4 separate regions of the Homo sapiens genome follow, and all the other regions are linked to region 1. Evidence: chromatin loops called from intact Hi-C (ENCODE). Cell type or tissue: heart left ventricle. All regions are shown on one strand. Links, peaks and the distances in the headings refer to the core of each region. The heading gives the core; the rest is flanking DNA. Region 1 overlaps SLX9 (SLX9 ribosome biogenesis factor). Region 2 overlaps ADARB1 (adenosine deaminase RNA specific B1). Region 3 overlaps ADARB1 (adenosine deaminase RNA specific B1). Region 4 overlaps POFUT2 (protein O-fucosyltransferase 2).

Evidence for each region. Hi-C counts contacts between places; a loop is a spot of excess contacts. Peaks named below come from ENCODE experiments on the same cell type or tissue, not always from the same donor. Only the 100,000 strongest peaks of a DNase experiment are listed, where the experiment ranks them.
Region 2: it touches region 1 in a loop (9-fold over the local background); 109 of 110 quality-filtered maps call a loop at or near these places.
Region 3: it touches region 1 in a loop (7-fold over the local background); 109 of 110 quality-filtered maps call a loop at or near these places.
Region 4: it touches region 1 in a loop (5-fold over the local background); 18 of 110 quality-filtered maps call a loop at or near these places.

The regions. Positions count from the first base shown.
Region 1 is chr21:44,947,637-44,955,567 of GRCh38, forward strand. All of the region lies in intron 2 of SLX9 (SLX9 ribosome biogenesis factor), which reads left to right. Among named protein-coding and RNA genes, the nearest start is that of SLX9, 12 kb to the left of the region's middle. RefSeq lists enhancers at 1,772-2,357, 1,898-2,047, 2,358-2,943, 4,435-5,385. In heart left ventricle, for the core only: a CTCF peak has its summit at 2,276 (motif pointing right); DNase peaks (open chromatin) are centred at 1,415, 2,315, 2,875, 3,735 and 1 weaker place; H3K27ac peaks cover 3,189 bases.
Region 2 is chr21:45,132,313-45,140,243 of GRCh38, forward strand. All of the region lies in intron 2 of ADARB1 (adenosine deaminase RNA specific B1), which reads left to right. Among named protein-coding and RNA genes, the nearest start is that of ADARB1, 62 kb to the left of the region's middle. RefSeq lists enhancers at 1,201-1,701, 1,702-2,202, 6,362-6,656. In heart left ventricle, for the core only: no CTCF peak of the experiment used is centred there; no DNase peak of the experiment used is centred there; H3K27ac peaks cover 394 bases.
Region 3 is chr21:45,123,806-45,131,736 of GRCh38, forward strand. It overlaps ADARB1 (adenosine deaminase RNA specific B1), which reads left to right. Exons shown (of 11, transcript NM_001112.4): 2 at 4,597-4,768. Among named protein-coding and RNA genes, the nearest start is that of ADARB1, 53 kb to the left of the region's middle. RefSeq lists an enhancer at 1,645-1,824. In heart left ventricle, for the core only: CTCF peaks have their summits at 5,017 (motif pointing left) and 5,927; DNase peaks (open chromatin) are centred at 5,006 and 5,822; H3K4me3 peaks cover 536 bases; H3K27ac peaks cover 1,817 bases.
Region 4 is chr21:45,273,960-45,281,890 of GRCh38, forward strand. POFUT2 (protein O-fucosyltransferase 2) reads right to left here. Exons shown (of 9, transcript NM_133635.6): 5 at 4,144-4,210; 6 at 3,058-3,183. Among named protein-coding and RNA genes, the nearest start is that of POFUT2, 10 kb to the right of the region's middle. RefSeq lists an enhancer at 5,602-6,801. In heart left ventricle, for the core only: no CTCF peak of the experiment used is centred there; a DNase peak (open chromatin) is centred at 3,270.

The DNA of each region.
Region 1 (7,931 bases), core at 621-4,620:
GATCCCAGCTCGCCAGGAAGCCACATCTGACCCCCTGTTCCCTTCCTGTGCCCTGGAGCCTGCCTTACCCTTACGGGCATCCTGGGAGGGACCCTCTGAGCTCTGCAGCCTCCTGCTACGGGAGGAGGAGGGCATGGGTGCAGGGCTGAGGCTGGCCTAGAGTCCCCTCCCCGCCCCAGCTCTCTAAGACCCCCTGCACCTCCCCAGCAGGACTCAGCTTTGCCTGTGGGCCGGGTTGTGCATGCAGGGGCTTTGCGGCAGCCTGTGGACCCCATGTCGGGGCTACAGCTCCTCCATGTCCGCTCTGGGGGTGGCGAGGGACCTGTGGCAGAGCCGGGGTGAGCACCCGTCTCCTGAGCCTCCCCCAACGCAGTGCCACCTGCTGTGCGTGCTGTGTGGCCAGCTCTAGCTGGCTTGTGCAATACCAGAGCCTGGCAGCCGGCCGGGTGTCCAGTGGTGGCTGATCCTCCAGCCTTGGGCACGGCTCCAATCCTTGGCATCGGACATCCGGGGAGCTGGTCATGCAGCATCGGGCGATCGGGCATCCGGGGAGGTGGTCGTGGAGCATCGGGCGGTCCGGGAATCTGGTCGTGGAGCATCGGGCGGTCCGGGGAGCTGGTCGTGAAGCATCGGGCGGTCCGGGGAGCTGGTCGTGGAGCATCGGGCGGTCCGGGGAGCTGGTCGTGGAGCATCGGGCGTCCGGGGAGCTGGTCGTGGAGCATCGGGCGTCCGGGGAGCTGGTCATGCAGCATCGGGCGGTCCGGGGAGCTGGTCGTGGAGCACCGGGCGTCTGGGGAGCTGGTCATGGAGCACGCTTAGAATTGGATTTCTAGTTCTGTGTTCCTTCATACCAGAAAACGAGCCCACCTGTTTTCAGACAGGCACTTGGGACTCAAGCTCAGAGACACAGGCAGGGTGGGGCAAGGCCTGGTATGGACTCAGAGCCGGGTGGGGCTGGGGGCCCCTGGAGCAGAGGATGTTGGGAGGCCTGTCACCATTGCTGGAGAGGGAGCTCACAGCATGGTGGACGGCTTGGGGGCGGTGGGGGCATGAGAGGCGCCGGTGGTGGTACAGGATTTTGGGGGTGTTGCTTTTCTGGCCAGATACCTGTGGCCGGTGGCACCTTTGCTTGAGTTTTGTCCAGGCCCACTGGGCTCATTTCACCTACTTGGCCTGGCAGGCTGAGCTCAGCTCATGCTACTGGCCTGGATCTCATGCCTCCAAGGGAGACTGGAGTCAGGCGTGGAGCGGTGAAGTGTGTGTGTGAGCAAGTGTGGGGTCCGGCCATTGCAGGCCAGCGCCAAGCCACCCTCAGCCCCCGCCTTGGCTTCCTCCCAGAGCTTGTTGATGCCCAAGGTCCAGAGGGGGCCAAGGTGGCAGGGCCTGAGTGTGTGCACACCCGGCCGGGCTCTGACAGCACCTGGGCTCAGCCCCAACCCCCCTTTGAGATTGGAGTGGGCGTTGGAAGCAGGGAGAGGCCAGGCAGCAGGAGCAGGCATCTCTGAGTCTGCAAGGGTAAGAGTGCAGAGAGGCCAGGGTCCCGAGCCCCGACTTGGCTGCTGCTTGCTCCCGCTCCTGCTGGCTCTGTGGAGCATGCAGCCCTGGCTCCCCCTCGCACGGTTTGTGGCCTTGCCCGGGGGCTGCTCCTGATCAGGGAGTGGATTGTGGGCCCTGGGCCCTGGGCCCGGCTGTCAGGAGTGTCGGGCCTGGCAGTCACACCGATGTGGGGTGGATCCTAGGGATGCAGCCCAGGCGGCCCTGCACCATAGCCTCCTCCAGAGGAACCCAGCACCCTCGGCCGGGTGGACACAGGGACCACACTGCTGTCCGGGTCCCCAAAGCGCGGCCCCAGCTCCGCCTACCCCCCAGAACCCTCTGTGCAGCAGCAGCAGGCCAGAGCGCACCATGGAGCCAGGCTCTGAAGCCACAGAGGCCTACTCTTAGACGCCGGGCACAGGGCACCCACCGCCGCCATTGCTGCTCCGGCAGCCACTCCTGCCGCTTCTGCCTGCGCCTTCCGGCTGTGTACGACCTGCTGCTGCTGTCAGTGGAACACGTCTGCGTCTGCAGGCGTGTTGGACTGGGTGACGAGGCCACCAGGCTGTGGTGCAAGGACATCCCAAGCTCCTGCACCCAGCCCTTGGGCAGGGCTGGCTCTCCCGGTCAGCACAGAGCGCTGCCCAGGTGATTGTACCTGCTTAGACCCCACTCCACCCCCAGGCACCTGCGGTGGAGGGACCTGCGGTGGAGGGCGCGACCTTGGCTTCCTGGCCGTCCCTCTGCCCTGGTGATCTGGCCAGCAGAGGGCAGCAGAGCTGTGTCCTTGTCAGGTCAGCCCAGGTGTGGGACAGTCCCGGGATAGAGACGCAGGCTCTCCCTCCTGCCTTGCACAGCGGAGACTTGGGAAGTCCCAGCTCCTCATCAGACAGTACAGACTCTGGGGTTACAGGGTTGTCTTCAGGGATTTTTTTTTTTTTTAAGATAACTGGAAAATGGCAGAAAATGAGCCTTGCCCCACCCTGCCTGTGTCTCTGGGCTTGAGTCCCAGGTGCCTGCCTGAAAACAGAATGAGCTCATTTTCTGCTATTTTCCAGTATCTCAAAAAAAAAAAATCCCTTTTTTAAGACCTTTTTTTACAGTTGTGAAGTCAAGGGTATGACAGGAAACCATGCAGAATGTACTTGTTGCTTATATCTACTCCCAAGTTAAAATAAGAACAAACTGACGGGGAGGTTACATGGAGATGGCTCTGTGGAAGCGAGGCTTGGGGTCAGATGGCCTCGGCTTGGCCGCAGCTCCCTGTGCGTCACCTGCCTTGGCTGCGTGGTGCGGCGGCTGGGAGTGGTGCGCCTTCTTACCTGCGCTCCTGCAGAGAGTGTGGCCGTGCCAGCCGGTATGTTGGGAGCCCAATGACTTGTTTCTTAAGCCAGGCATCCTTGTGAGCCACATGTTGTTGAGACGCTAGACCAGGGGTCGGAGGTGTGGCCTATGCCAGTCCGGCTGGGAGCGTGGCCCTGTTGGTGGCGCTTCTCAGGCCCATGGTCACGCAGTCACATGGTGCCATGCTGAGGCATTTGACTTGGACCAGACATAGTGCTGTTTCCTCCCATCTTAGTGGGAGTCAGGAGCCAGCCAGGGCCTCTGGGGTTCTAGCCTCCTGCACCTCCTTGCCGGCGTCCTCAGGGTTTCTGCGATCAGCTCCTTCATCTGCGAAAGGGGGGTGTCGGGGGGCTGCTGTAGAACTGCTGTGGGTTTATCCTCATAGAACTTTGAGCACAGAGACTGGCCCAGGCGGGTGTGGGCTGCACCTGTGCCTGAGGATCACGGTGACTCCACCTGGTCCCTGTCCTGGAGCACGTGGCGGCGACTGGGTACACGTGTCGTGGGCACAGTGCAGCAGGCTAAGCCTTCATCGGATTAAAGTCGCCGGTTTGATTTAAAGGCCTTAAAAATGGTTTAAACACACAGCAGCAGCAGAACACACAGGAGAAGATTCCTCTGGGCTTGGCCAGCCTCTTCTGTGCCTGTGTCTCATGGCCTGGCTCCTGTTCACTCAGGTTGAGATGAAACCGTGGCTGCTGCCATACTGGGCGCAGAGGAGGCTCCCATCTCCTGGTGGCGCTGAAGCCCACAGCCATCCAAGGGACCAACATCTTGCAGCATCGCGCAGGGAGGTAGGAGAGAGGCAGGGAAAGTGGGCATGGATGGCCCTGGCTTGCTGCACAGCCTGGGAGGAAGCAGGGGGACAGGCTGTGGATGTGGCCCTTGCCGGTCCTGTTCAAGTCCCAGCTCTACCATCTGGATCCAGGGGCTGAGTCCTCAGCGCACGGGGCGAACGGCCGCGTCTTTGCCCACCGTGCCTCACTCACTGTCATGCCTGTGGCTGAGACTTGAAGGTTAGGGATCAACTTTTACCTAAAATTACTTCTGTAGAAAATAACATTTCATGATTGAGAAAGCAGCGCGTATGCACACATTGCAGAATAGACAAATACGCAACATTGGGAGATAAAAGCCAGGCCCTGCCCCCGGAGCCGCCCGAGCGCGCTGTGTGGGCACCATCTCTCACTGCCCGAGGGCACTGTGTGGGCACCATCTCTCGCCTACAGGTGTTCTCGCCCAGGCCTGCTGCACGTGCCAATCACTAACCGGGGCGGGGCATCTCAGGAAAGGCCCTTAGCTAGCAGTGTCTTCAGGAGCCCTTGCTGCTCTTTGTCCGAGCAGGGTTCGCCCGTCGTGTGTGGGTTTATCCTCATAGAACTTTGAGCACAGAGACTGGCCCAGGCGGGTGTGGGCTGCACCTGTGCCTGAGGATCACGGTGACTCCACCTGGTCCCTGTCCTGGAGCACGTGGCGGCGACTGGGTACACGTGTCGTGGGCACAGTGCAGCAGGCTAAGCCTTCATCGGATTAAAGTCGCCGGTTTGATTTAAAGGCCTTAAAAATGGTTTAAACACACAGCAGCAGCAGAACACACAGGAGAAGATTCCTCTGGGCTTGGCCAGCCTCTTCTGTGCCTGTGTCTCATGGCCTGGCTCCTGTTCACTCAGGTTCACTCAGGCCTTTGTGGGCCGTGCAAGTCTGGATCTCACCGGCTTGCCGAGGTCCCTGGGCCGCTGTCTTGGGCTTGCGCTGCTCGCCCCCGGGAAGCTCAGCCACTGCCTTTTTCTATTTGCCAGACAGCAATCGGCAGCTTCCCTGGCCACTCAGGGAGTGACTCCTCCTCATCAGAGCTGTCTGCTGTCAGGGCTGATGTTTAAGTTGTTTCTGGAACTTTCACATCAGAGTGTGTGGCCTGATCACCTTGGGCCTGGCCTGGGGATTCCCGGGGCCGCCTTCCATCACCAGAAGGTTGGCCCCAGGGCCCTCCTTCTCCCCTGCAGGTCTGGCCCCAGCTGCTTCAGGACCGCCCTCCCATGGGGGATGCTGTGCCCAGCAGAGGTCTTTTGGCCGAGTGGACAGTTGGGGTTATGTGGCCCCACGCCCAGCAGAGGTCTTTTGGCTGGGTGGACAGTTGGGGTTGTGTGGCCCCACGGGACCCTCCCTCGTTTGGGGTGCTGCTATGTGGGTGTCCGTGTCATGTGCTCCGGGCGCCCCCCTGCCTAGGAGACGGCGGGGCAGTGTCTGAGCATGTGGGTTGCTATTTCTGAACCTGGCACTTGGAGCTCGGTGGCTGGAGCTATTTAAGGTTCTTGACATGTTCGGTTGGTGGGGCCTGGCTGGCAGCATCCTGCTGAGGCCATCTGCACGTCACTGTCCTCATCGACAGCTGGGGTGGGAGGGCAGCTGAGTGTTTTCAAATGGAAACTTAGGGGTGAGCAGGGAAGGGCTGGGGCCCCAGGTGCCACTGTATTCTGGGTGTGGCACTCATTCTGACTTGCAGGTGCCATCCTGAGACTAGGAGGTCCCCAGGGCCCTGCCTCTGGCAGCCTCCCCCTTGGCATCCCACCTGGTGTGTTTTCCAGACCCCGCCTGGCAAGGCCCAGGCCGAGCCTGTGCAGCAGGCTCTCCTCATTCACTCCTCAGACACTACTCCTCATGGGAGGTGGCAGCGAGTGCCCCCCGGCTACAGGGCTATCCCTTCCTCTGTGGGCGCGTGGCCGGCCTGTCATGTTCAGGGGCCCTGGGCACTGTGGTTTTCTGATGTGTGCTTGTCTGAGGTGTAGGCAGGTCGTGGAGGCTGTCTTGCGAGGTTCCCTAGGTGGGGCCCCCAGACTAGCTGAACCCACCAAGAGCTGCGAGTGGCTGTACCTCCCAGAGCAGGACGCCTCTAGGTGAGCAGCACAGCCACTCCCTCGGGCACCATCCCCGGCGGTGGGGCCCTGCGTCCGGGCCTCGGGAGCCTGTCCTGCACCATCCCCGGCGGTGGGGCCCTGCATCCGGGCCTCGGGAGCCTGTCCTGCACCATCCCCGGCGGTGGGGCCCTGCATCCGGGCCTCGGGAGCCTGTCCTGTGTTGACTTAGGACTGAAGCAGTTCTCTGGGGCTTCTTCCTTTCCAGGTGGGATGGGGTAGTTTGGGCAGATGCTGAGGACACAGGCCAGGTGTGGCTCAGGAGGCCAGGAGTGCCCTCTGGCCCCGCAGCCTGGGTTCCTCAGTGCAGTAGCGTGACCTTGGCGCTCTGCATTCAGCGTCCCTGGGTCGTGCCACCCCCCGGGGAGCTCTTGGCCATGACTGCTCTTCCCTGCGGTGCTGCTGGTACTTTCCTCGCTGCAAACCTCGGCCGCACCCCAAGGCCTTGCTGAAGCCCTCAGTCCCAGTAGCTGTTGATCCTTTGGCATTTTCTGCATCATGACCATGCCATGTATGGGGACGGCGGTGGTTCTGTCTCTTGCTTCTCCATTCTTAGGCCTTTGACGTGTTTCTCTTGCCTTGTTACCCTGGCTGGGAGCTCACAGGACAGCAAGAAGCCACGCTGCTCCCGGGGCACATGCTACATCCACCATTGGCTGCACTGCCCTTGGGGTTCTGGAGGGTCCTTGTGGGGTGAGCTAACACTGGGGGTGGGTGTGGAGTGTGCCAGGAGCCTGCTGCTGTGTCTGTGGAGAGAATCCTGTGGGGTTTGGAGTCCACGTTTCTTGTTTGTATCAGCTCCATGACACTTGCAAGGCCAGATCCCGTGGACTCTGCGTCTTCTGGCCGGTGGGTTGCTGAGGGGAGCAGAGGGGCCGAGCGTTGTGTGGGTGCCGTGCACAGGCTGTCTCCAGTGCTCCTGGGTACCCTTCTCTCAGGGGCCCCGTCTCCCAGGCCACCTTCTCTCGGGAGGAATGTCGAACCCCTGGCTGGGGTGGATGGTGTTGGCTGGAGGGTGGGGGCTGCCCGATGCAGCACTTTGGGAGCTCCGGCCGTCGGCAGGTTTGTCTGTGGTTTTGAATGTCCACCCTCAGGTCCTGGGAGAAGGGAGTCGAGGTGAGCCGTTTGCCTTTCCTCAGGACTGCGGAGGTGGGCACAGGGCCCAGTGGTGGAAACGTCCTCCGGCCCTGCAGCCTGGGCTCCTCAGCACAGTAGCGTCACCTTGGTGCTCTGCGTCTCAGTGTCCCTGGGTAGTGCCACCCCCCAGGCGCTCTTGGCTGTGACTGCTCTTCTCTGCGGTGCTGCTGGTACTTTCCTCGCCACAAACCTCGGCGGGGGGTGTCTGCCGATGCGGACCCTGGATGGCGGTGCCTGGTTTGTTCCAGTTTTGTTCCAGGACACTGTCTTTGACCAGGACAATTTGTTACCAATTTTTAAAAAGGTCTTTGGGTTTTTCTTTAAAATGGACACCTAATGACAAACATGTAGTATAAAGAAGGAAGAGGCCGGGGACGGTGGCTCACACCTGCAGTCCCAGCACTTTGGGAGGCAGAGGCAGGTGGATCACTTGAGGTCAGGAGTTTGAGACCAGGCTGGCCAACATCATGAAAGACCCCGTCTCTACTAAAAATACAAAAATTAGCTGGGTGTGGTGGTGTGTGCCTGTAATTCCAGCTGCTCCGGAGGCTGAGGCAGGAGAATGGCTTGAACCCAGAAGGCAGAGATTGCAAGATCGTGCCACTGCGCTCCAGCCTGGGCGACAGAGTGGGACTTTGTCTCAAAAAAAAAAAAAAAGAAGTAAGAAAGCTTGGAAAACAGAGAGAGACAGGGGCCCTCCCGCTTCCCCACTCCTAGTCCCCTGTGCTCCTGCCGCTTCTCCCCGCTGCCGCGGTGCTGGGCACGTGCACCACCCCCTCACATGCTCGCCCACCAGCGCTCCGAGGGAAAGCTGTGCTTTCTCCAGCTTATTCCTGCAGCACTGCCTCTACGTGAAGTTGTGCAAAGTGGCACATGATAGATACCATGAAAAACTCAATGCCAACTACCGTTAAGTGACAGCCTCCCCACTGCAGACTTGGTCTGTCTGCTCCTTTCTTTTTTTTTGTGAGTCAGTGTCTTGCTCTGTCACCCAGGCTGGAG
Region 2 (7,931 bases), core at 633-4,632, 180 kb after region 1:
GGATTCATTTCTGTCTGAAGCTTTGTGAGGAACTAAGATGGCTTTTCCAGTAGCCTCTGTCATTCCAGAGAGTTTTAAGATTGCTTTTATTTGTTCTTCTACCCTGGAACTAGGAAGCCAGACCCAAGAAATGTATCCACACCAGGTTTTGCCCATAGTTTTTAAAAATGTTGAATTTCTTTAACTTGAGGCCCTCACAATTTTCTGGGCCCCCATAAGTTATAGAACAGGGACCAGGCCTGCTACCTTGTGGGGGCTGGGTGGGCACTGGCTCCCCAGGGCACAGATCCTTCCTGTGGGTGGGCTTAGGGGATGTGAGGGATTCACTTTCAGATGTGACACTCCAGATGTGGGGTTGGTGGCACATTTTTTTTGTCCGGTTACATCCAAGTAAAAAGGAGGACAAATTCTTACTGAACCTATGCAGTAAACTCCATTGTCAGGAAGAGTAAAGTGTCTTAGCATGAGTGTTCCTGAATTCTGAAAGTTCAGGAGAGTAAGATGTTACCTAGAGAGTGTTTTATTTCAGCTTTGAAAGCAGAGTCTACTGGATTTAGGGCTAGAGATAGACGAAGAAGAAAGAGAAGGGGCTTCTTTGAGCGCACATTAGAAAATACACCATAAAAGAAAATACCGACAATCTTCCAAAGCCACAGTCAGCGTTTCCCTGCCAGCTCCTCCAGTCTTCCTTCCTTCCTGTCTGCTGGGTGGCGGCTCATCTGTCAAGTTTTCACAGTCATGTGCTTCTGGGCGCAAAGCCCTGGTGAGCCTGGCTCGTTTCCCTGGTGGAATCGGACAGTTGTCGAAGGGGTGTCAGCCTCTGTTCAGAAGCCTGAGCCCCTGATTCTGTTCCTTGAAGTGTCAGGAGTTAAGGTGCCTGTATTGAGCAGGGGCTGCCGTTGCTTCTGACTGAGGGTCCTCTTCAGGCCCACTGGCTCTTGGCAGAGCTCAGTTCCTTGTGACCATAGGCCTGTGGCGCTTGGCTCCTGGAGACTGCCCATAGCCCCTGCCCTGTGGCCCTCTTCCCAGCATGGCAGTTTGCCTCTCAAGGCGTATAGGCAGGGTCTCCCCTCTTCCTTTCCTCTCTGACTTCTCTCATCCTTCAGGGGTTTACCTGATCAGGCCAGGCCCACCCAGGAAAATCTCCCTTTTGATGAACTCAGTCAGCTGATGAGATGCCTTAATTGCATCTGTAAAATCCCTTCACCTTTGCCTTATGTAACACTATATCCCATCATGTTCACAGTTCCTCCCGCCTGCAAGGCAGGGGAGTGTACAAGGTGTGTACCCCAGGGGCAGGATGCTAACACTGCACTGACTGAGAAAAGAATTTGTCTTACCTGTACCTGACAGGTGTGTACCTGAAAGAGGTGTGTGCCCGACGGTGTGTGCGACCGATGGGTGTATGCTCGACAGTGGTGTGTGCGCCCACCGGGTGTGTGCCCGACGGTGTGTGCGCCCGATGGGTGTGTGTGCCCGACAGTGGTGTGTGCGCCCGATGGGTGTGTGTGCCCGACAGTGGTGTGTGCGCCCGCCGGGTGTGCGCCCGACGGGGGTGTGTGCCCGACAGTGGTGTGTGCGCCCGACGGGGGTGTGTGCCCGACAGTGGTGTGTGCGCCCGACGGGGGTGTGTGCCCGACAGTGGTGTGTGCGCCCGACGGGGGTGTGTGCCCGACTGGTGTGTGCGCCCGACGGGTGTGTGTGCCCGACAGTGGTGTGTGCGCCCGATGGGTGTGTGTGCCCGACAGTGGTGTGTGCGCCCGCCGGGTGTGTGCCCGACAGTGGTGTGTGCCCGACAGTGGTGTGTGCGCCCGACGGGGGTGTGTGCCCGACAGTGGTGTGTGCGCCCGCTGGGTGTGTGCCCAACAGTGGTGTGTGCGCCCGATGGGTGTGTGTGCCCGACAGTGGTGTGTGCGCCCGCCGGGTGTGTGCCCGACAGTGGTGTGTGCCCGACAGTGGTGTGTGCACCCGACGGGGGTGTGTGCCCGACAGTGGTGTGTGCGCCCGCCGGGTGTGTGCCCGACAGTGGTGTGTGCGCCCGACGGGGGTGTGTGCCCGACAGTGGTGTGTGCGCCCGATGGGTGTGTGTGCCCGACAGTGGTGTGTGCGCCCGACGGGTGTGTGCGCCTGACAGGAGTGTGTCTGACATGGGTGTGTGAGCGCCCGGCAGGGGTACGTACACTCGGGGTGTGTGTGCCTGACGTGTGTGTGTGTCTGACATGGGTGTGTGCACCTGGCAGAGGTGTGTGCGCCCAGCAGAGGCATATGCCTGACAGAGGCGTGGCTTAGTGTTCAGGGTCCATAGTACATGAAGAATCCTACAGATCCCTATGGACAAGGCAGTACAGTAGAATTTGGGGCAAAAGACTTGCACAGATTTTTTTTTTTTTTTTTTACACAAGATGAAATTGAAATGGCCAATGAGCACACCCTCATTCATCCAGCGAGCATTGAGGACCCCCTAGAGGCCAGGCCCATGAGTGATGAAGATCCCGAGGATGAAGACGCCTTGCCAGCCAGGTCAGTGGGTGATGGCATTTGTGGTCAGGGGCACCCAGCACCACACCCCTGGCTGCCGTTGACAGCTGGGTGAGTCCCCTGCTGCCTGGGCAGAGCCACCTCTGCAGATGCCCAGGTGGGTCTCCTGGGGCAGGGACTGGCAGGCTGTAGCCTGTGAGCAGATTCTGGGACCTGAAAGCTAAGGATGGTTTTTACATTTTTAAGGAGTTATAAAACAAACAGAAAAGGAAGAATCTGCAACAGAGACCATAAGTGGTCTGCAAAGCCAAAGGTTTATAGAAATGGGCAGACCTGCTCTAAGGGGCCTGCTTGCTGATGGGGCCTTGTCTGGATTGCCAGTTCTACTAATTCTGGAATTGGAAGTTCTCATGGAGGACTGTGTGCTGGGTAGGATTTCCAGATCCCAAGATGCTTTGGCTGCATTCAAACCCACAGGGCAGAGAGAGCCCTCCGCCCTGTTCCTTGGCAGAGGCCTCCACACTCCGTGTGCTGACCGGCCTGCCAGAATGACAACAACTGTCAGCTGTCTGCATCCTCCTGGCACCCCTTAGTGTGGCTGCATACTGAGGGGAGTTAAAACCATAAACAGGTGGAGAATATCTCCTTCCAGGGAATCTCAGAGGACTCAGTGATTTAAGAGGAAAAGACCAAACTGCTGCTTTCAGCAGGACCACTGTGTGCTGCCTGCCTGTCAGTGCATACAGATACGGGGTCCTGAGTTGGTGACCTCAAAACCGTGAGCGGTAGATAGACAGAGTAGCCCCTAATGAAGCAGAAAGACTAGAAGAGACAGGACCTAATTTAGGTCGAAAAGCAAAGTGAGGCCTCAGAAGATGAAGGCAGAGTGCGAGAAAGGCTTTCTGGAACTGACAAGTCTGCCATCCACATTTCGAAATGTATTAGAAAAATTGGAAAAAAAACATATGAAGTGTAGAATGTCAGCAGAAAGGTGTGGCCACAGTCAAGAGGGCCCTCTGTGGGTCCTGTGGTCCTGGACTGCAGGTGGGCCCAGTGGAGACTGTGCTGCCCCTCACCCTCCCCGGTGGGTCCTCTGTGATGGGGGTGGGTGAAGCTGAGTGCTGTCCTGAAAATCTGACCATGCACAGCCCCTTTCCAAAGACCCTTCTAATTTTAGAGGCCGCCAGCAGCCACGGGACTAGGCAGCATCAGAGCAGGGACACAATGTGAGTCATATGCGCCTGTGTTCATCCTGTGGTGTCCCTGGGCCCATGGGGGTGGGAGGGATCAGAGGGATCGGAGGGAGGGGAGTAAAACCAGGGGAAGGAGTGGAGGACCACGAACTCCCTCCCCTTCTTGGTGGCCAGCTGCTGTGAGGACTCGCTCTCTTAGGACAGGTCCACTGTCTCTGAGCTCTGGTTCTGGCCTCCTGTCAGGTGCCCTCGTGCGGGAATGAGTGAGGGACAGCAGGGCAGGCTTTCCAGGCTTCCAGCAAGCTCTACATGATGGGTGGGGAGACCCTGCTCTTAAAAACATGTGGACCCTTAGCATTCTTCTTCCTCAGACCTGGGGCCTCAGCCTAAGCTGAGATGACAGGGAAGAACTACAGATACACCAGATTTAGGGAAAATAACGTCAAGTGGTGCAGACAAGTGGAACTGCTGCTTGTGAAGTGGGCTGTGGAGTCGTGATGTTTGCTACGCCCGGCACCATGTTTCAGAACCTGTAGCAGCGCTCAAGAGAGAATCATTCCTTTAACAACAAACATGTACTGAGCCCCTGTGGGGAGGCACTGACCGAGGCCTGGGGACAAATGTGGGGACAGACCAGTCCTGTGGGGACAGCTGGCGGGGGTAGAAAACAGTAGAGCTGCCCCACCAGCCAGCGGCTGCTGGGAGAGCAGGGGTGTCCCCGCACCCAGAGGAGGCACCCTGCCGCTCTCCCCCAGGTTGCTTGGTGTGTGCGCTGCAGGGAGAATCCCGCCCCCAGCTGGTGTCCACAGGGGCCAGGGACACTGGTAGGTAGGTGTGGAACAAGGGAGTTTGTGACTTGGGATTGTTTTCTACTTAAAAAATAATCTGAGTAAAGCTTGGTTTAAACAGCATCAAGTTAAAAAAATTCCTAAGAAGTGGTTGGATTCCCAGTTTATATGTGGCTTTAAGGTTCTGAAGAAGTACACAATTAACCACAGAAGTATGACTTGAATAGATAAGAATTTAACAAAATACACACTGTTGGGTGTAAAATCATAAATATCTGAAGTTCTTAGAAATTGGTAATTTTCTTTTAGCTTTGCTGTGCTCTGAGCATGACTAAACTAAAAGTAATGAATCCAGACCTTGAAGACTGGTGTGTGTGTAAAAGGCAAGAAGTGAGAAGATTCACGTGTAGATCCAGGACAATCTGAATTTACTTCTGTTCAGTAGTTCCCAAAGGCTTTTTCTACATGGAGGGACTCGGAGTGACACAGCAGCTCCCTCTTGTGGGCAGATTCCCCTGTGTAAGGTGCTGGAGGCTGAGGTTCCAGCCTGCAGCCGCTTGTGATCCTGATATGTCGAGAGTTCTGGAAGACTGATGACTGCTGACCCCCTTCTTAACCTACGCCATCGCCATGCTGGTGGTGGGGATGGGGCTCTTGGCCATTCCTGCCCCTTGGCTGCCCTTCCTTGGTCTGAGGGTACGTGGGTGGCCCTTCGGGTGTGCCAGGAGCTTTGTGCTTTAGTGACCAACAGTCCCCTGATGTGTGAAGGCCCATCAATCCGATTTAAAATAAAACATTTGAAGTCTCTTCAGAGGACGGTGTGAGGATGTCTGCGTTCAGTGATGGAGCTTGGCCTCTGCCTTGCCCCTGATTGAGGCTCTGAGGGTTCAGATACAGTCTCTGCCCACTGCATGTGAACAGCCTGGTGGGTGTGGAGGGGAGGAAGCCTGTGATGATGGTGGCACTGTGAGGAAAGTGGGGATGGAAGGAGGTGTGCCCAGGAGGCAGGGCAGGAGAGTTCATGGATGTAGGGTTGCAGCAAGTCTGGAAAGCTGGGTTTGTTTTCCAGGGAGATGGCATGGGAGGTGGGCACCCCAGGCAGGAGGGGCTCTGGATATGACTCCAGAAGCCTGGTGGGCTGGAGGGGAGGGAGAGGCTGGGCCTGCTGGGGGCAGGAAAAGGGCAGACCTGTGCTTAATTTCAATTTCTATGGGAGTGATGCCCTCAAACTTAGAAGGGCTTTTGATGAGAAGCGATAGAGTATAGCTCTTGCCCTCCTCAGTGGCATCACTGATTTTTTAAAATGCATTTTAGATATTTGTATTTCTATATTAATTAGTATTAGGATTGGCTATAAGTGACAGAGATGCAACATAATAGGAGCTTAACCAAGAGAAAGGGCTGCATCCTGCACTTGCTATTGTTTGATTTATGAACTTTAGACATTAACTGTGCACTGTTAGTTCACATGGAGGAGGATTTAGCTCCGTGACGTTTCTCCAACCTTCTTTTCCTGTATCATTTAGGATTGATTCTGGGTGAAGGTCACAGCATGACTCACAGTATCTTACACACCTTGGATGTATATACGCACTTCTTATGTCGTAAGTAATCCAGAGGGAGGAGTTTGCTAGAGCTAGTCCAGAGTTCAGCCATCTTAGGGCTCTGGGTGAGTATCGCTGCAGTACAGCAGCAGCAGCTTTAGACACCACTTCTGTGTTTAAGGCAGGAACAACTGAGAAGGAGCAGGCCGTGGAGCTCTTGTCTATTCCTTTTGTCAGAGACATTGTGGAAGCCCTCAGCATATTTTCACCTGTCTTTCACCAGAACTGTGTCTTTCTCCTTGGCAAGAAGTGTGTTTTGTGGCCAGCTTTAGTCACAAAAGAGACAGAAAATGAGCCTTTCATTTTTGTGGCACCCTTGGTAGAGGGGTAGGGGAAAGGGCTTCAGGACGAGCACTGGATCAGCTTACCAAGCCTGAAACCACGCCCCCTGCTGGTCATCCTAGAGACTGAGTGGCCCATGTGCTCGTGGCCTGTGGGCCCTGGGCGGCCTCTCAGTTTCCTGCATGGAAGGCAGCAGAAGCACTTATCTGGCCCTCAGCTCCTCGGTGGTGTCAGTTTGTCTGACCTCTGTCAGTTTGTTGTCTTCTTTTTTTTTTTTTTTTAAGACAGAGTCTCGCTCTGTTGCCTAGGCTGGAGTGCAGTGGCACAATCTTGGCTCACTGCAAGCTCCGCCTCTCGGGTTCAAGCGATTCACCTGCCACAGCCTCCTGAGTAGCTGAGACTACAGGCGCATGCCACCATGCCTGGCTAATTTTTGTAGTTTTTGTAGAGACGGGGTTTTGCTGTGTTGCCCAGGCTGGTCTTGAACTCCTGGGCTCAGGTGATCCACCCATCTCAGCCTCCCACTGTGCTGGGATTACAGGCGTGAGTCACTGCTCCCAGCCTTGTTTGTCTTCTGTGTTACCAAAGTAGAAAACTTCTTCTGTTCTGTAACCTTGGTTCAATCAAAGTTCCAAATTCATAAATGGCACTTATATTATTATGACGATTGCTGAAAGTCATGCCACAGTTTAATTTGCTTTATACTTGGATTTGGTATACTTGATTTTTTGGTTCTGTTTTCTCTTTTTCCTGATTTCCTTGATTTTTTTGGTTCCGTTTTCTCTTTCTCCTGGTTTCCTTGATTTTTTGGCTCCGTTTTCTCTTTTTCCCATATTCTTGCCTGGCATGGAGTGGTAGAGCAGAGTGGGGAATGGAGTTGAGTTTGGATCCAGCGGTCGAGCAAGTGTCTCAACTCCCATGCTCAGCTTCCTCCTCTGTCACGTGGGGCAGGGAAGGTGCCTGTCGGGCGCAGCGAGCGTGGTGAGTGGTAGTGTGGGGCCGCGTGCGCCCGTGGGCCCTGAGCATCAGCACTTCTGCCTCTCCGTGTTCTCTTGTTGAGAGGGACCACTGCCTTTCTTATGCTATCGCCAGCCTTTTCCAGCTTATTCATTCTGTTTCTTGGAACCCATTTAATTCATTCTTCTTGAAATATGTGTATTTTCTATTTTATTTCAAATTGAGACTTACCTTTCTTATAGAATTTGTTTTCTTCTGGGATCTCTTGATTTTTTTAAAATTGGATTTACTGAGGTAAAATGTACAGACAATAAAACTCTTTTTTTTTTTTTTTTTTTTTTTTTTTGACACAGAGTTTCGCTCTTGTCACCCAGGCTGGAGTGCAATGGCATGATCTCTACTCACTGCAACCTCTGCCTTCCAGGCTCAAGCGATTCTCCTGCCTCAGCCTCCCTAGTAGCTGGGATTACAGGCGCCCGCCACCATGCCCGGCTAATTTTGTATTTTTAGTAGAGATGGGGTGTTGCCATGTTGGCCAGGCTAGTCTCAAACTCCTGACCTCGGGTGATCCACCCACCTCAACCCAGCCAAAAATCATTCTTCTAAAGTGTGCACTCTAATATATTCTG
Region 3 (7,931 bases), core at 2,974-6,973, 180 kb after region 1:
GCCTAGGCTGATCTTGAACTCCTGGCCTCACGTGATCCTCCTGCCTTGGTCTCCCAGAGTGCTGGGCTTATAAGTGTGAGCCACTGTGTTTGGTAATATCCTATATTTTGAAATAATACTGTCCTTTTCTTTTTAATTTTACCATGTAAGAATGCATCCCCAATCAATGTAGTTCAGTTTTGCCTGTGATGGAACTTTATCCAAGGGGAGTCATCAGTATATTCTTTTGTGTTTCTCTTGATTTATTAATGAAGTGGATTACATAAATCGATTTTCATACATTAAATCATGTTTGCATTCCCATCATAAATTCATCTTAATCATGTTTGATCGCTTTAAAAAATATTATTGGATTGAGTGTGATCACATTTTGTATACGATGTTTACACTGTATTTGTAAGATTGACTTACTGCTTCCTTTTCATCTTCACAGAAGTGTCTTGTTGAATGTTGGATTCACTTTCTAGAGAAGCCATCTAGTCATGGAGTGTTCTTTCCAGGATGATTTTTGTTTACTGACTATAATCCATCCCTCCCTCCCTGCATTCCTTCCTTCCTTCCCTTTTCTTCTCTTTTCTTTTTCTTGAGACAAGGTCTCACTCTGTCTCCCAGGCTCTAGAGTGTGATGGTGCAATTTCGGCTCACTGCAGCCTCTGCCTCCTGGGCTCAGACGATCCTCCTGCCTCAGCCTTCTGAGTAGCTGTGACTACAGGTGCACGCCACCACACCTGGCTAATTTTCTTTATTTTTTTTGTAGAGACAAGGTCTCACTATGTTGCCAGGACTGATCTTGAATTCCTGGGCTCAAGCAGTCTGCCTGCCTCGGCCTCCCAAAGTGCTGGGATTCCATGCATGAGCTACTGCATCTGGCTTCTAATTCTTTAATGTTTGTAGTTTTGTCAGATTTTCTGTTTCCTCCTGAGTTAGTGTTAATAAGTTGTATTTCTTTTCTTTTTAAATGGTGTGTGTGTGTGTGTGTGTATGTGTGTGTGTGTGTGTGTGTGTGTGTGTGACAGGGTCTCACTCTGGTTGCCTAGGCCGGAGTGCAGTGGTGCAATCTCAGCTCACTGCAGCCTCGACCATTCAGGCTCAGGTGATTTCTCACACCTCAGCCTCCGAAGTAGCTGGGATGACAGGCGTGTGTTACTACGCCTGGCTAATTTTTGTATTTTTAGTACAGATGGTTTTGCTATGTTGCTCAGGCTTGTCTTGAACTCCTGGGCTCAAGTGATCCACCTGCCTCAGCCTCCCAGAGTGCTGGGATGACAGACGTGAGCTACCGCACCCAGCCTAATAAGTTGTATTTCTCTTGGAGTTTCTTCATTTAACCTAAGCTTACAAGCTTTTTGGAATAAAGTTTATAAAGCCTCTTACTATATTTTTAGTGTTGTCAGAGTTTAAGTGATAATTCCATTTTGGTTTCTCTTGCCGCCTGATGACCCATTCCCAACTTAGTGACATAAACAACAATCACTTTATTAATGCTCAGCCAGGTAGCCTGAGTGTCTGGAGCTCTGCTTCTGGCTGTCAGCTGTGGCTTTCTTGGTTCTTCTCAGTGTCCTGTATGAGAAGGCTTCTTCAGTGAGGTGGCTGGCTCCCGCCTGGGGCTGACTAGACATCCTTCTCTGCATGTAGCCCCTGTGATCTCTTCAGAGCATCTGAGTTGGCTCCCCAGAGACAGTGTTCCCAGAAATAGGAGGTGGAATCTGGCTTCCTCTTCAGGTGCTGGTCTGGACCTGGCAGTACCACGCCTGCTGCGTTCAATGGGCCAGAGCAGTCACCCGCCTGCTGGGACTCATTGGGGGAAGTAAGATCTTCCCACACAAGGACAGGAGAGTCACATTGTGGCCATCAGGCCTTCCTGCCCTCCAATTCAATTCCAAGGCTGGTTAATTTGGGCTTTTTCTCTTGTGTTCCCTTTCTGTGTTTCCATGAGTCTTGCCAGAGATCACTGGTTCACTGCATTGTCTTTTCAAAGAACCAATGTTTATCTTTGTGTACCTGCCGTTATATGTAATTAATACAGGTTGAATTTCTTACTAGTTCCCTTTTTCTGTTTTCTTTGAGCTTACTTTGTTCTTCTCTCCCTGACTTGTTCAGGTAGGCACTCTTTAATTTTTTTACTCCTATTCTAGCTTGAGCACCGAGCTATAAAGGTCCCTCTGATGTACTGCTTTATCTGTGTGCCACACAATTCTGTACATAATCTTTTCTAGTTTTAAGTTCTAAGTGTTTTCTGTTTTCTCCTGTGATTATTTTCTTTTGTCTATGGATTATTTAGAAGTGTATTGCTGAACTCTCAGACATATGGGACTTTCTAGTTATACTTGGCTTGTTAATTTCTAGGCTCATGGTATTACGATCAGAGGATGAGCTCTGTCTGATTTCAGCCACCTGAAATATGTTGAGATTTTCTTTACGGCTGGGATATGGTCTATTTTTAGAAGTGGCTCATGTGTCCTTGAGGAGCTGATGTGTGATGCACTGTTAGGAGCAGCGTCTTGCATGTGACCACCATGCAGCTTGTTAATTGTGTTGTGCAGATCTTCCATCTCTCCACTGTTTTGTTTTTTCAGCCGCTGTCTGCTGTCTCTGTCACCTGCTCCTCTCCACTCCCTCCATGACAAAAAGACTCCGGTGTTTTTGACCATCTTTTATTGCGCCCCTACTGTGATCTTAGTCACGGGGCCAAGCACTCTACATCTGTTCCTCCATTTAATCCTCACGGCACCATCTGCGGCGGGTGTTCCTTGTGTCCTCGTCCTGTCCTCATAGGAGCAAGCCTGGAAGGGGCTGAGTCACTGTTCAAGTCACACGACTGCAAGGCTGAGGTCTAGGGTGGTGGCCTGGACCCCTCTTTCCTGGAAGCCATGCTTTTCCTGAAACCCCTTGCAATACTCCTGGCAAGTATGGCAGTTTTACCTCAGTTGGTATGAGTGTACTCAAATGGGAGGCAACCATTCTCACACTTGATGTTTAGACTTTGCAGCTTCCAAAACCCACTCTGCATATCACCTGCTCCCTCCTCAAAGTGGCTGGGCTTCCCATGCAGTTTCCCATCCTGCAGACGGCCCAGGGAGGTCAGATTTCTTGGCCAGGCTTGCAGAGTTGGTGGGACATGATGTGGGCACTAGAACCCAGTTCTGTAAATCTTGGTTTCATGTCCTTTCTGCTGTGTTTTTCTTTCTCTGTTTAGGCGGTGGACTTTTTGGTGTGTAAAGCTTCTAGAATGGATTTTACTTCTTTGTGGCTCTTTGGATTGAGGGAGGGGCTAGGTGCCATCTCCAGAGAAGCTTGTTCAGCTCATGCTCACTCGGGGCCCTTGCTCTCTGCCCACTGGGGAGGGGCTGTGGTGGAGCTGGATTCGGACTGAGTGGAGGCAACGCTGAAGGTCAGAGGCCAACGTCCTTGCACTTCTTGACACTCTCCACCCAGGCGTGGTGATTGGGACCGCTGGGGAGGGTGATTTGGGAGCTTGAATCTGGTGTGGGGATGATGGGGGTCATTGATAGTGGGGACAGTTCTGGACATGTGGCCCTCATTCTCTGTGCTGGACAAGATGACTCTGTGACCTGTAATTCCAGGCTGATAGAGCATTTTCAGTGACAGCCCATTTGACTTGATGGTGCTAGTGCAGGACACAGGTGAGCTTGTCTCTGTGTCTTAGGTCTGTCCCAGCAGACGAGCTGACGTGTGTTGTAGATGAATGTCAGCTGGTCACAGGTGGGAGGTTTGGAAGGTAGCCTCCAATCTCCTCTGAGGACTGCAGCAGCGACCGGGGCAGCAGGAACGCATTGTGATGGCCTGGCCAAGTCTGCATAGCGAGAGTCGAGCCACTTTCACGCGCACCTTATCCCACACTTCACCTCCTTCCTCCAGGTTCCCACTCAGAAACCCGCTCACCCCTGGACACACCTCCCAGAGACTTCTCTTTGGAACTCTGCAATGGAGAAACCCATTGCAGACTTCCCCTTCTTTTGGATATCAGTTTGCTTTTCAGGAAGAAAATTTTAATACTCCATATTGAGGTTTTATAATTATATTAGCATGTTGAAACATTTTCTCTAATGGCTTGCTGGTTGAAAACGCTTTCACACAGAGCAGAAACTAGATGGAGATACTGTTTCACAACCTCTGCTTCAGAAGCAGAGGTGGCCTGTAGCTTCCAAACCCGGGCAGAGCACGTGCAGGGATGGTGCGTCTCTGTATCTGGACTCACATTCACATGTGTGCATGTGTAGGGGTGTGTGCATATTGAATTGTAAAAAAGATGAGTACGTGTGAGATTCTGCCTGAGACTCCAGTCCTCAGTGTGTGGCCTGGTGCCGCTGATGCCGAGATGTTGGGCTGGCAGCGATCTGCCTCCGTCTGTCACAGGTGCCTCTACCTGCTGCAGGCAGACGGACGGAGACGTGATGGATTGCGCATATCCCCTTTACAGATTCGGAAGAGTACATTTAAAATAACTTAAATTTGTATTTAGAAGACTTTTCATGGAGAGTATTTATTGTTATAGAGTTCACTTCTGAAATGGTGACAAAGCTTTTGATACTGAATCAAACAAGTGTGAAGTTACCGAATCTCTCTGTTACACAGAGTGGAGCCTTTCAGGCTGGCATGGAGAGCTTAAGGGGCAACTGAAGGAGACACACTGGCCAAGCGCGGAGTTCTGCTTACTTCAGTCCTGCTGAGATACTCTCTCAGTCCGCTCGCACCGAAGGAAGCTGCCTTGGGATCAGAGCAGACATAAAGCTAGAAAAATTTCAAGGTGAGTAAAAACCTGTAAAGATCTGATCAAATCTGACTGGTAGAAATGCCTTTTTCTTGATATAAACCGCTTAATTAAGCCTTTTGGCTTGCCTTTGAAAGATGCTTTATTGAATACTTCCCGGCACAGATGATCTGTTACTGTTGGTTGATTTCTAATCTTACTGCAGCCTTAGCTCACCCATGAGTCCCTCCTGCTTGTTCTGGGGTGGTGCCTGCTGCCCTCCAGTGGCATGTGTGGCACCTGCTGCCCTCCAGTGGCATGTGTGGCACTTGCTGCCCTCTTTGGGGTCAGTTCACCATTTATTGAGTCAGTGCTTCATGCCGGGCACTAGACTTGGTGAAAGCCTTTTACCATCAATTATTATTTTCTTAGGAGTAATTAAAAGAAAATTTTCCTGTAATCCCAGCACATTGGGAGGCTGAGGCAGGCAGATTACTTGAGGCCAGGAGTTTGAGACCAGCCTGGCCAACGTGACGAAACCCCATCTCTACCAAAAATACAAAAATTAGCCAGGTGTGATGGTGCACGCTTGTAGTCCCAGCCTCGGGAGACTGAGGCAGGAGAATCGCTTGAACCCGGGAGGCAGAGGCTGCAGTGAGCTGAGATCATGCCGTTGCATTCCAGCCTGGGTGACAGAGCAAGACTCTTTCTCAAAAAAAAAAAGAAGAACATTTCTTTAGTACTTATTTTTGGCGACTATCTCATGATTCAGCGTCTGCTTTTGAGAGAAGTTGTGACAAATACTAAAATCCCAGTAAAATTAGTATGGTGTCAGATTAATTTACTTATGAGCAGCTGAGTGACTAACTCAGGAAGTCCAGTTGTACATTTCCAGGGAAGCTTTTTCATGGGTTCAGATGAGATGAGGGGAAAGAGAAGGTGTCAGAGGGCTGCTGCTGGCTGGAGGAACGCAGGTGTGCTCCTGTGTCCATTTGCTCTGTGGATACTGACGAGCGCCCACTGGGCCTCAGATGCCCTCTGGGCATGGCAGGGACCAGGCGCTCGCTTGGCAGCTCTCATGTGAGCCGCTCACTGGACACAGCCGTGCTCCCGCCTGGGAGTTCGGGATGGCATGCAGAGCTGTGGGGAGGGAGCGGTCACCAGGGCGTGAGTGTGGACAGATGGGAGTGGCTGGTGCAGAGCCATAGGTAGGGGGCGGTCACCAGGGCGTGAGCGTGGATGGATGAGAGTGGCTGGGAGCCTAGGGGGGACGCCGTCTTTGGGGAGTAGAGACACACCCATGTCTGACTACTGGGTTTTGAGTTTGTGCCAGCAAAGGTCCTGCTTGCCATTTCTGTCTGTAAATGTCAGGAATTTCAGGTAACTGGTTCCCTAGCGAGACCTTTAAAGGAGGCTTTATCTTCAACCGATGCTTTTTTTGGGGGGGTACACAGGCAGTCCAAGTATGGGAAGGTCAAAATCAGGTCACCTTTATCATGGCTTGTGCTGTGGGATGGGATTTTATTTTCAGCCACAGCGCTTCTTCTAGCTTAATTAGTGATAGGAAATCAGCTTCTCTGTAACCAGAGGTTATTGAAAGAATGAGGATCCCAGAGTTGGAATGAGTCTGAAAGAGACGTTGTGGTTTAATATTGCTAAGTTAAGTGTCGATTTGTGACTACCTATTTTTAACATGCCACAGAAGTAAAACATTGCATTAATTATGCCATATATGTGAAATAGCAAGTATTTTTATATAATATAACTGTGCATTGGAGAAATGAATTATTTATAATCCTTTGCACCAATAAATTGTTCTTAAAAGCATAGAAAAAATAATCAGGCCAGAAGGAGATATCTAAAGCATGTGCTGAGAAAGCAAAACTGAAGAGCTGGAAATTATAAAATATTACGACATGATGAGTCATATCTCCTCCTCCTGATTCTGTGTTACTAAATGCTAGCTGCGAATAGAAATCGTGTATTTCCTTTCTTTCATAAAATAAGAGCTAATTTCGGCAGCAAACAGTTTGGCGTGTTATTCTTTTCCCTTTTCAGGGTGGTTTAAATAAAAATAAATAAACATGAAAGATTTTGGCTGGAACATCTTTGGAAGCACGGCCGTCCTCAGCCTCACTGCACTGTCTGGTTTCCCTCTGAGCCTCCCTCCCGGGTCCTGCCTTAGTGCTGTCTGTGCCGTGTAGCCACAGGTCGCACTGCAGGGCTGTGGGGAGTTATTTTTAGTTTCAGGCAGACTCACTGTTTTTGCCTTTCTTTTTGCTTGAAAAGACTGAAGTTATTTCTTGTGTTTTTATACATGAGATTATCTTCTGAGGCTGGAACATCTTGGGGGGATACAATAGATAGAATTCCTATAGTAATTCCCCTGCGCAAGAGGAATTGCTGAGGAGGGCTTCGGGAAACCTTGACTCTTGTTGAAGCCTGGAAAGCTTTCTCAGTCTTTCTCATTGCCACCCCACACCACATCTTCTTTTTGTAACAAATATTTATTAACTCATCTTTTTATTTTAAAATGAAGTTCACAGAAGATATTACCTTATATAATTATAGCCATATAATGTTAAAAAGCAGTGTCATGCTGAAATGTAATATAAAGAGAAACTGAAGATACATAATAAAATAGTTTTCTATGCCACTGTATGGACATTTAGGCACTGCTGCTTTCACTCGGATCACTGAGTGGTGTGGGCCTGTCAGTGCAGGCAGATGTGGGGTAGGTACTGAGCTGGTGACCTGAAAACCATAAGCAATAGAGCTGAGTGGCATTACTTTCTGAAATGGTCAAACCTGAAGGAAGCAGTGTTCAGTCTTCCCTGTCTCTAGGTAGTCTCTGTATTTCTGGAACATTGAGTGTATGTTAAAAGTATAGAAAAATGCATTGTGTCAATCCAAAACTCAGCTGGGCTGGGCTTAGAGAATTATGAGCAGCCTTTCCACCTGCATGGAAGTCCTTTTGTGCAGGACAGTTCCTTGTTTCCGGGGTGGCCCTGCTCCCTCCAGGAGGTTTAGGAGTGCCCATGTCACCATGATGCCTACGCCACTTCTCATGTTGCTACCTGTTGCTACCACCGGGCATCGCTGCCGCCTCCTGCTCTGTGCACAGTGTGGTGTGGCCGCCTGACCGACTGGTCAGGAACTAAAGTTCTCTCGAAGCCTTGACTGAAAGGAGAAGTGAGGAGGGGCATGGAGCCCAGTGCCA
Region 4 (7,931 bases), core at 1,712-5,711, 330 kb after region 1:
GTCAGGGCAATCAGACAAGAGAAAGAAATAAACGGCATCCAAATCAGTAAAGAGGAAGTCAAACTGTCACTGTTCACTGATGATATAATTGTATACCTAGGAAACCCTAAAGACTCATCCAAAAAGCTCCCAGATCTGATAAATGAATTCAGTAAAGTTTCAGGACACAAAATCAATGTACACAACTCAGTAGCACTGCTACACACCAACAACAACCAAGCTGAGAATCAAACCAAGAACTCAACTCCTTTTACAACAGCTGCAAACAAACAAACAAACAAAAACAACCAAAAAAACCCACAAAACTTGATCTCTACAAGGAAAATTACAAAACACTGCTGAAAGAATTCATAGACAACAAAAACTAATGGAAATACATCCCATGCTCATGGATGGGTAGAATCAATATTGTGAAAATGACCATACTACAAAAGCAATCTATCAGTGCAATTCCCATCAAAATGCCATCATCATTCTTCACAGAACTAGAAAAAACAAAAACCTAAAATTCATATGGAACCAAAACAGAGCCTACATAGCCAAAGCAAAACTACTAAGCAAAAAGTACAAATCTGGAAGTACACAATACTCAACTTCAAACTATCCTACAAGGCTATAGTTACCAAAACAGCATGGTACCGCTATAAAAATAGGTACCTAGACCAGTGGAGCAGAAGAGAACCCAGAAATAAAGCCAAATACTTACAGCCAACTGATCTTCGACAAAGCAAACAAAAACATAAAGTGGGGAAAGGACATTCTATTCAAAAATGGTGTGGGGATATTGGCAGCCCACATGTAGAAGAATGAAACTGGATCATCAACTCAAGGTGGATTAAAGACTTAAATCTAAGACCTGAAATCATAAAAATTCTAGACGATAACATCAGAAAAACTCTTCTAGACACTGGCTTAGGCAAAGAGTTCCTGACCAAGAACCCAAAGCAAATGCAACAAAAACAAACATTAATAGATAGGGCATAATTAAACTAAAAAGCTTCTGCACGGCAAAAGAAACAATCAGCGAACAGCTCCCAGAGTGGGAGGAAATACTTGCACACTTTGCATCCGACCAAGGACTAATATCCAGAATCTACAAGGAAATGAAACAGATCAGCATGAAAAAACAAATAATCCCATCAAAACATAGGCTAGGGACAGGAATAGACAATTCTCAAGATACACAAATGGCCAACAAACGTATGAAAAAATGCTTAACTTCACTAATGATCAGGGAAATGCAAATGAAAACCACAACAGGATACTACCTTACTCCTGCAAGAATGGCCATAATTTAAAAACCCAAAAATAATGGATGTCGGCACGGATGCAGTGAAAGGGATACTGCGACACTCCTGGTGGGAATGTCAACTAGTACAACCATTGTGGAAAACAGTGTGGAGATTCCTTAAAGAGCTAAAAGTAGAACTACCATTTGATCCAGCAATCCCACTGCTGGGTATCTACCCAGAGGAAAAGAAGCCACTATATGAAAAAGACACTTGCATATGCATGTTTATAGCAGCACAATCCACAGCTGCAAAAACATGGAACCGGCCTGAATGCCCATTGACCAATGAGTGGATAAAGAAAATGTGGTACATCAGCCATAACAAGGAACGAAATGAATGCATTTGCAGCAACCTGGATGGAGCTGGAGACCATTATTCTAAGTGAAGTAACTCAGGAATGGAAAACCAAATATTGTATGTTCTCACGGGAACTAAGCTATGAGGATGTAAAGGCATAAGAATGACACAATGGACTTTGGGGACTCGAGGGGAAGAGTGGAGGGGGTGAGGGATAAAAGACTACACATTGGGGACAGTGTACACTGCTCGGGTGATGGGTGTACCAAAATCTCAGAAACTACCACTTTATCCATGTAACCAAACACCACCTGCTCCCCAAAAATGATTAAGGCTAAAAAAAAAAAATGATAAAATAAGCCAGGCACAGTGGCTCACGCCTGTAATCCCAGCACTCTGGGAGGCCAAGGCGGGTGGATTACTTGAGGTCAGGAGTTTGAGACCAGCCTGGCCAACATGGGAAAATCCTGTCTGTACTCAAAATACAAAAATTAGCCGGGTGCGGTGGCACGCGCCTGTGATCCCAGCTACTCGGGAGGCTGAGGCAGGAGAATTGCTTGAACCCGGGAGGCAGAGGTTGCAGTGAGCTGAGATCGTGTCACTGCACTCCGGCCTGGGCGACAGAGTGAGACTCTGTCTCAAAACGAAAACAAAAACAAATTAATTAAATAAAATTAAAAATAAAATTAAAAAGAATAAAAAAAAAACACTGAAAAGAAACACAAGTGGGATAAAAATGAAAAAAAATCTTCTATATTTTTTCCCCAGTAAAAACTGTCCAAGTAACTTAATTATTGCTGGAACAATGAATGCTATTCCACTTGGAAATAGCTCAAATACCCCATAAAGAACAAGCGAGTAAAATGGCACTTCTATGAAAGTTTTGTTTAAAAAACGCTAAAAACAGACACTGAAAATGCTTAAAAACAATATCAAGTTGAAAAAGCAACACATTTGTTGAAATTACATCACAGAAAAACTCAAACTTTCAGAAAACACTTAAAAATATATACAAAGAATAAGAAAAGGATGATTCTAGACCAAAACAGCACTGATGGTGCTTTTGGGTGAGTCCAGGTGAACGCTGCTTTTTTCTCTTTATCAATCAAGTCAAGAGGGAAAAAGGCCGAACGTGCCTCTGACCACCTCGAGCTCCTGCTTCCGCGCTCCTGGCCTTGCCGCGCTCTGAGAACACCTTTGAGTCCGCTGGGCCTGCCATGACTGCCCGTGTTACTAAAGGTAAAGCCAGGCCGAGTGACTCCCTGAGTCTGCACATGACGAGGGCCCCAGGGTCCCGGCGCCTCCCGAGAGCAGGTCATTACTGTGACTCACATTCCAGAGAGGCGCCGAGGCATCCACGCCCACAGACACGCCAACCCTGCTGTGACTTTACATGGAAGGCCTGAGTGTGGGGCATCTCCAGAGAGACTTTACCTTTTCTCTAATTAACAAAAGGGAGGGGGGCTACCTTCATCTTCATCCAGTCCTCCTGGAAGGGGATCCTGTCTGCGTCGTCCGTGGAGTTGAGATGTCTGCTCCTGAACTCGTCTCCCACCTCCCGCAGGTGCCTGGCAAACACCATGCTGCGACGGGTCTGTGGAAACGGCGACGGCTCGGCTGAGAACACGCCCGCCCGCCACGCAGCCCTCCCGGAGCGGGTTCTCCTGTCGCTGCCACCACCCACCCCCGCAGCTGGAACAAGCCCCTCAGACACGTCATCCACGGTCGCCTGAGAAGCAGCGCCATCCACGGTGGAGGCTCTTGGAGGGTCTCCTGCATGAAGCCAACGCAGGGCAAGCCGCCCACCCCTGCCGGCTCTGCCAGCCCCTGCCGTGGGAAGCTGCGGCACACACTGGGCTCAGCTGGCCGTTGCCCCTGGCTGGCACAACTGTGTGCAGCTCCTTCCCCTCAGTCTCTCCCCAACTCGACTTCTAGCTTAGGCGGTTAGCACATCCTGCTTTGCCAAACGGGGTGGGACTGACCTGCACAAAGTCCCACGTGAGCAGGGACTGTGTCTCCTGCAGGCAGGTTCCGGCTTTACAAGCTGCTGCCCTGGTGAACACGTCAGCAGGCCTGCTGTGTCCACGGGAGGGGGCAGCCACTTCCCGCCCTCTGCTCCCACTCACTCACAGAACCAGGGGTGGCTATGGGAAGTCACCCCATCAATGCGGAAATCAACGCCAACGGAAAAGACCCGCTGCAGAGAATAGTCCCACCTTTCAAAGCTAAAGAGAGGAGAAAGGAGGGGTCTACGTTCCAGCCACTGACGGAGTCACTGACTCCGGGGCTGACTCCAGGGCGCTGCCACCGCATTCAGGGCCTGTGGCATCAGAGGGGAGAGCTGGGTGGCCCTGCGGGCTCCCGAGGACCTGGCTCTGCAGCCACGTGAGGCTTGGGGGTGGCACAGTCACCGCAGTTGCCCAAATCCATGGCTTAAAATGATGGTTTTAATCAGCAAGGTTCAAAAAGAGCTGTCGACTGTTTTAAATTTTCAAAAGCTAAATAATGGGCAACATACACTAACTGAGAAAAACGCTCCCGAGGAAACACTCACATCCCAGTATTCTTTCCCTCCATAGTGGTCGTGAAGTAGGTTCTCGGCTCTGTCTAACATCACGGACCTGTTTTTAAACAACAGAAGAATAAACAGTTATAAGAGTTAAGGATGATGACATTCACACTCTCAGAGCACAAACTGGGAGAACCCCGGGCCGAGGAAGCAGAGACCAAGTCTCCGAGGGACACTAACCAGGGCGCGTTGGGTGGTTATGGCTGAGACACAGGCAGGCTGCTGTCTGGCCTCCACACCACGGTTCTGAGAGGGCTTTAATGCCTACTGTCAACGAACAGAATGACATCAGAGAAAAGTATCTCCTAATTTGAGGAGTGTATTTGACAGTGGGCAAAAGGCTTGGAATCCAGGATCCACCGACGGCTATGGCAAGCTGCAGGCGTGCCTGAGGAGGGGAGGGTGGGGGAAGGTTTTCTTTGACAAAAAGGAGAGGTTCACATAAGCTGCCTGGAAACAAATTCACTGACTCGAGCTCAAAGCCGGAGCTGCATCTGTTCCGTGGTAGAGACGCCATTCCTGGGCAGGCATTCTTTCCACAGCGTCTCGTCCGAATTACTGCAACCCTTGTCCGGTGGCAAACCTAGTCCCAGGAACACGGGCACACGACTGAAGCAGCGGCTGTGAAAGGTGAGGTGCGTGAAGCACGTGAGGAACGTCCTGGGGTTATTTCAGAGAGCCCTCCAGCTGGCCTTTATCTCAGACTCGCAGGCAGGTGCCTCCTCCTCAGTGCCTTCCTTGCTCCAGTTTGGGTCTGACAAGTCATCCTGGTGCCTGTGACTGTCACGTTACCTAATTCCACGTGGGAAGTGCCTCTCCTATTCCAGCCATTGAGCCAACCGTCTCACCAAACTCCCCCCAGGGCTCTTGATGCAAAATAAAAACGAAACACACAAAATGGACCGTGAGCAAATAGACCTGAATATTGGGGTGGTAAAGGCTGGAATACAAAAACGCAGAAATTTTTAAGGAAAAATAAAAATTTTAATTTTGGCCAGGCGCAGTGGCTCACGCCTCTAATCCCAGCACTTTGGGAGGCCAAGGTGGGCGGATCACGAGGTCAGGAGATCGAGACCATCCTGGCTAAGACGGTGAAACCCCGTCTCTACTAAAAATACAAAAAAATTAGCCGGGCGCGGTGGTGCATGCCACAAGTAGCCCCAGCTACTTGGGAGGCTGAGACAGGAGAATCGCTTGAACCCAGGAGACTGAGGTTGCAGTGAGCCGAGATCGCGCCACTGCACTCCAGCCTGGGCAACAGAGCAAGACTCAGTCTCAAAAAAAATACAAAAAACAAACAAACAAAAAAATGTAATCTCTACAGAGAAAAAATGAGCAACATATCTAAGTTGGCATTTTATAGAATAACATTTCAAAAGGCTTTTAAAGTGTAGTTTTACTCTGAAATCAAAGAAACACACACGAACAGAGCAAGGATTCCACATTTTGCTACTGGATCCACACAGATGGAAGCTCTCGGCCCTCGTGGCTGCCTGGGAACCAGCCGTGCACGGCCACTGCGGGGACTCTGAGGACTGCACCAAGGGCACACCCAGCCATCCTCTTCTGGGTGGCATCCTACAGTTTTACGCCCTCATGGTTCACACAAAGACTCTTCTACAGAAACCTGGAAACAACCAAAAGCCACATTTTCTTCCATCTGTACACAGACAACTGCAAAAGAACGAGGTGATGTCCATGTGTCGTAATACCCAGGTGAATGGCTGGGTGGGAAGAAAGGGCAAACTGAAAACCGCATGGAGAGGGCACGTGTGGTGATTCCACGTGTGTTTCAAAAGATGGCTGCATGCACAGGCGGCCATGTGAGGCGATTTCTGGAGAGATGGGTGTAGCTGGATTCAGTGGGTGCCTCCGGCCCTGCTTCTAATGCCGTTTTAAGGGCTTTTTATGAAATGCAATACTGCACTTCAAGACGCACATTCCACACGGGCGCGGGTAGAGGACATTCCGCACGGGCACAGGTAGACAAACTGCTCCAAAATGAACACGGTGCAGCCCCCACCCGGGTGGAGGAACAAGGAGGAAGAAAGCGCTTCACACACTTGCTCTGCCCCGTCCTCAGGGGCCTCCCCGGCATCCTCCCATCTCTCCCTCCGATGCACGGGACTGTCTTTGACCTTCATGCACATGGAACATGACTACATTTATCTTTTTCTTTTTTTTTACTGGGCATTATATCTTGATTTCTCTTTGTTGAACACGGCAGCAGGTTGCCCATCTTCAGCTGTGGATCTACCACACTCTATCCAGTGCGTGGCTGAGGGGTGCACGTGTTTTCCTGGTCCGGGGAGGCTATGAACGTTCCTGGGCAGGGGTCTGCGGGTGCATGTCCCGCATTCAGGGTGCACTGGGTTCCCAGGGTTTTACCAGATTCTTGCTCCAGGAGCAGCCTTTGAGCCCCTGCAGGCCTGTCCTCCCGACAGCGGTTGGTTTCCCGAGCATGACAGCAATGGGGGCACCTGCTCGCATTAACAGCAGCTGTCCTTACTCCTGAATCGCATGGATCCTGTGTTGGACTCACCTCACCCCAGGCTGCCCGTCCCTCACTCGCTGAGTTTCGTCTCAATTGCACGGATCCCGTCTTGGACTCGCCTCACCCCAGGCTGCCTGTCCCTCACTCGCTGGGTTTCGTCTCAATTGCACGGATCCCGTCTTGGACTCGCCTCACCCCAGGCTGCCCGTCCCTCACTCGCTGAGTTTCGTCTCCTGTATCCCAGAGAGTCCTTAGTTTATCAAATGTGCTGCAGGACCTCCCTCTCTGAGGCCTGTCTCCATTTTTCTAATGGACAAAAGTTCTTGATTTTAAAGTAACTGGCTTTACCAATCTTTCTTTTTTGGTCCATGCTTTTCCCATCTTGTTGAAGAAAGCTTTCTGCCCCACGGTGGTGAGGCTCCTCTCCTGACGGCTTGATAGCTTCACCTTCCCATTAGGGCTTTAACCCCCGGAAGAGACTTTCCCTGGGTGCTGGGGGCAGATGACCTCACCGCCCATCATCAGCCTCCTTTTCCACTGCGCCTTTTCCCCCTGCTCCCCGGCAGAAGCGTTTCTCCTAAATCAGGACCATCTAGTTGGAAGCCCCCTCTGGGCTCAGCTCCATTCTAACCTGTAAATGTGAGTCAAAAAAACTGACTGGCAAGACTGTTCCACAGGCCCCAAACGTAGGCAGACTGGCTTCCAAAACCCGAATATTGTCATGAAATGAACCCAGTCCCAGGACAACATTAAAGCTGCATCTCAACAACCAAAACAATTCAGCCTAGCTCCCTCCACAACCTCTGAGTTCTGTCTGCAACAGCCGGGCTGGCTGAGCAGCAGACACGCGGGCCTGTGATGGAGCCACCTGCCTTCACAAAGGCCCAGAGCAGCTGAGACCATGTGGTCCCGGCCCGCTGGGGCCAGCGGCAGCTGTTACTGACCAGGGTGATACCGAGCCAGCTGTGATGTGCAACAGGATCGTGGCTGATGGCCTCTAGAGGCACACACAGGGCACGACAGCAGACAAGGCAGCCTCAACGTGGGCAAGTGCGAGGGGCACCCGTGCCCTGCTATGCCTGGTCTATGGGAGACGCTCACAGTGCCTGCTGGGGGATTCAGAAGACCCAAGGGAGGTGACGGAGAGGGTCCCAGTCTGCAGCAAGTTCTAAGAACGTGGCCATCAACAATTCCCTCCAGAGTTTACGACATCATCAGGTACTGACTTGTCTGCAACCCCAGCCTCCTGGGTGGACCCTCGAGGCCCAGCTCACCAGGC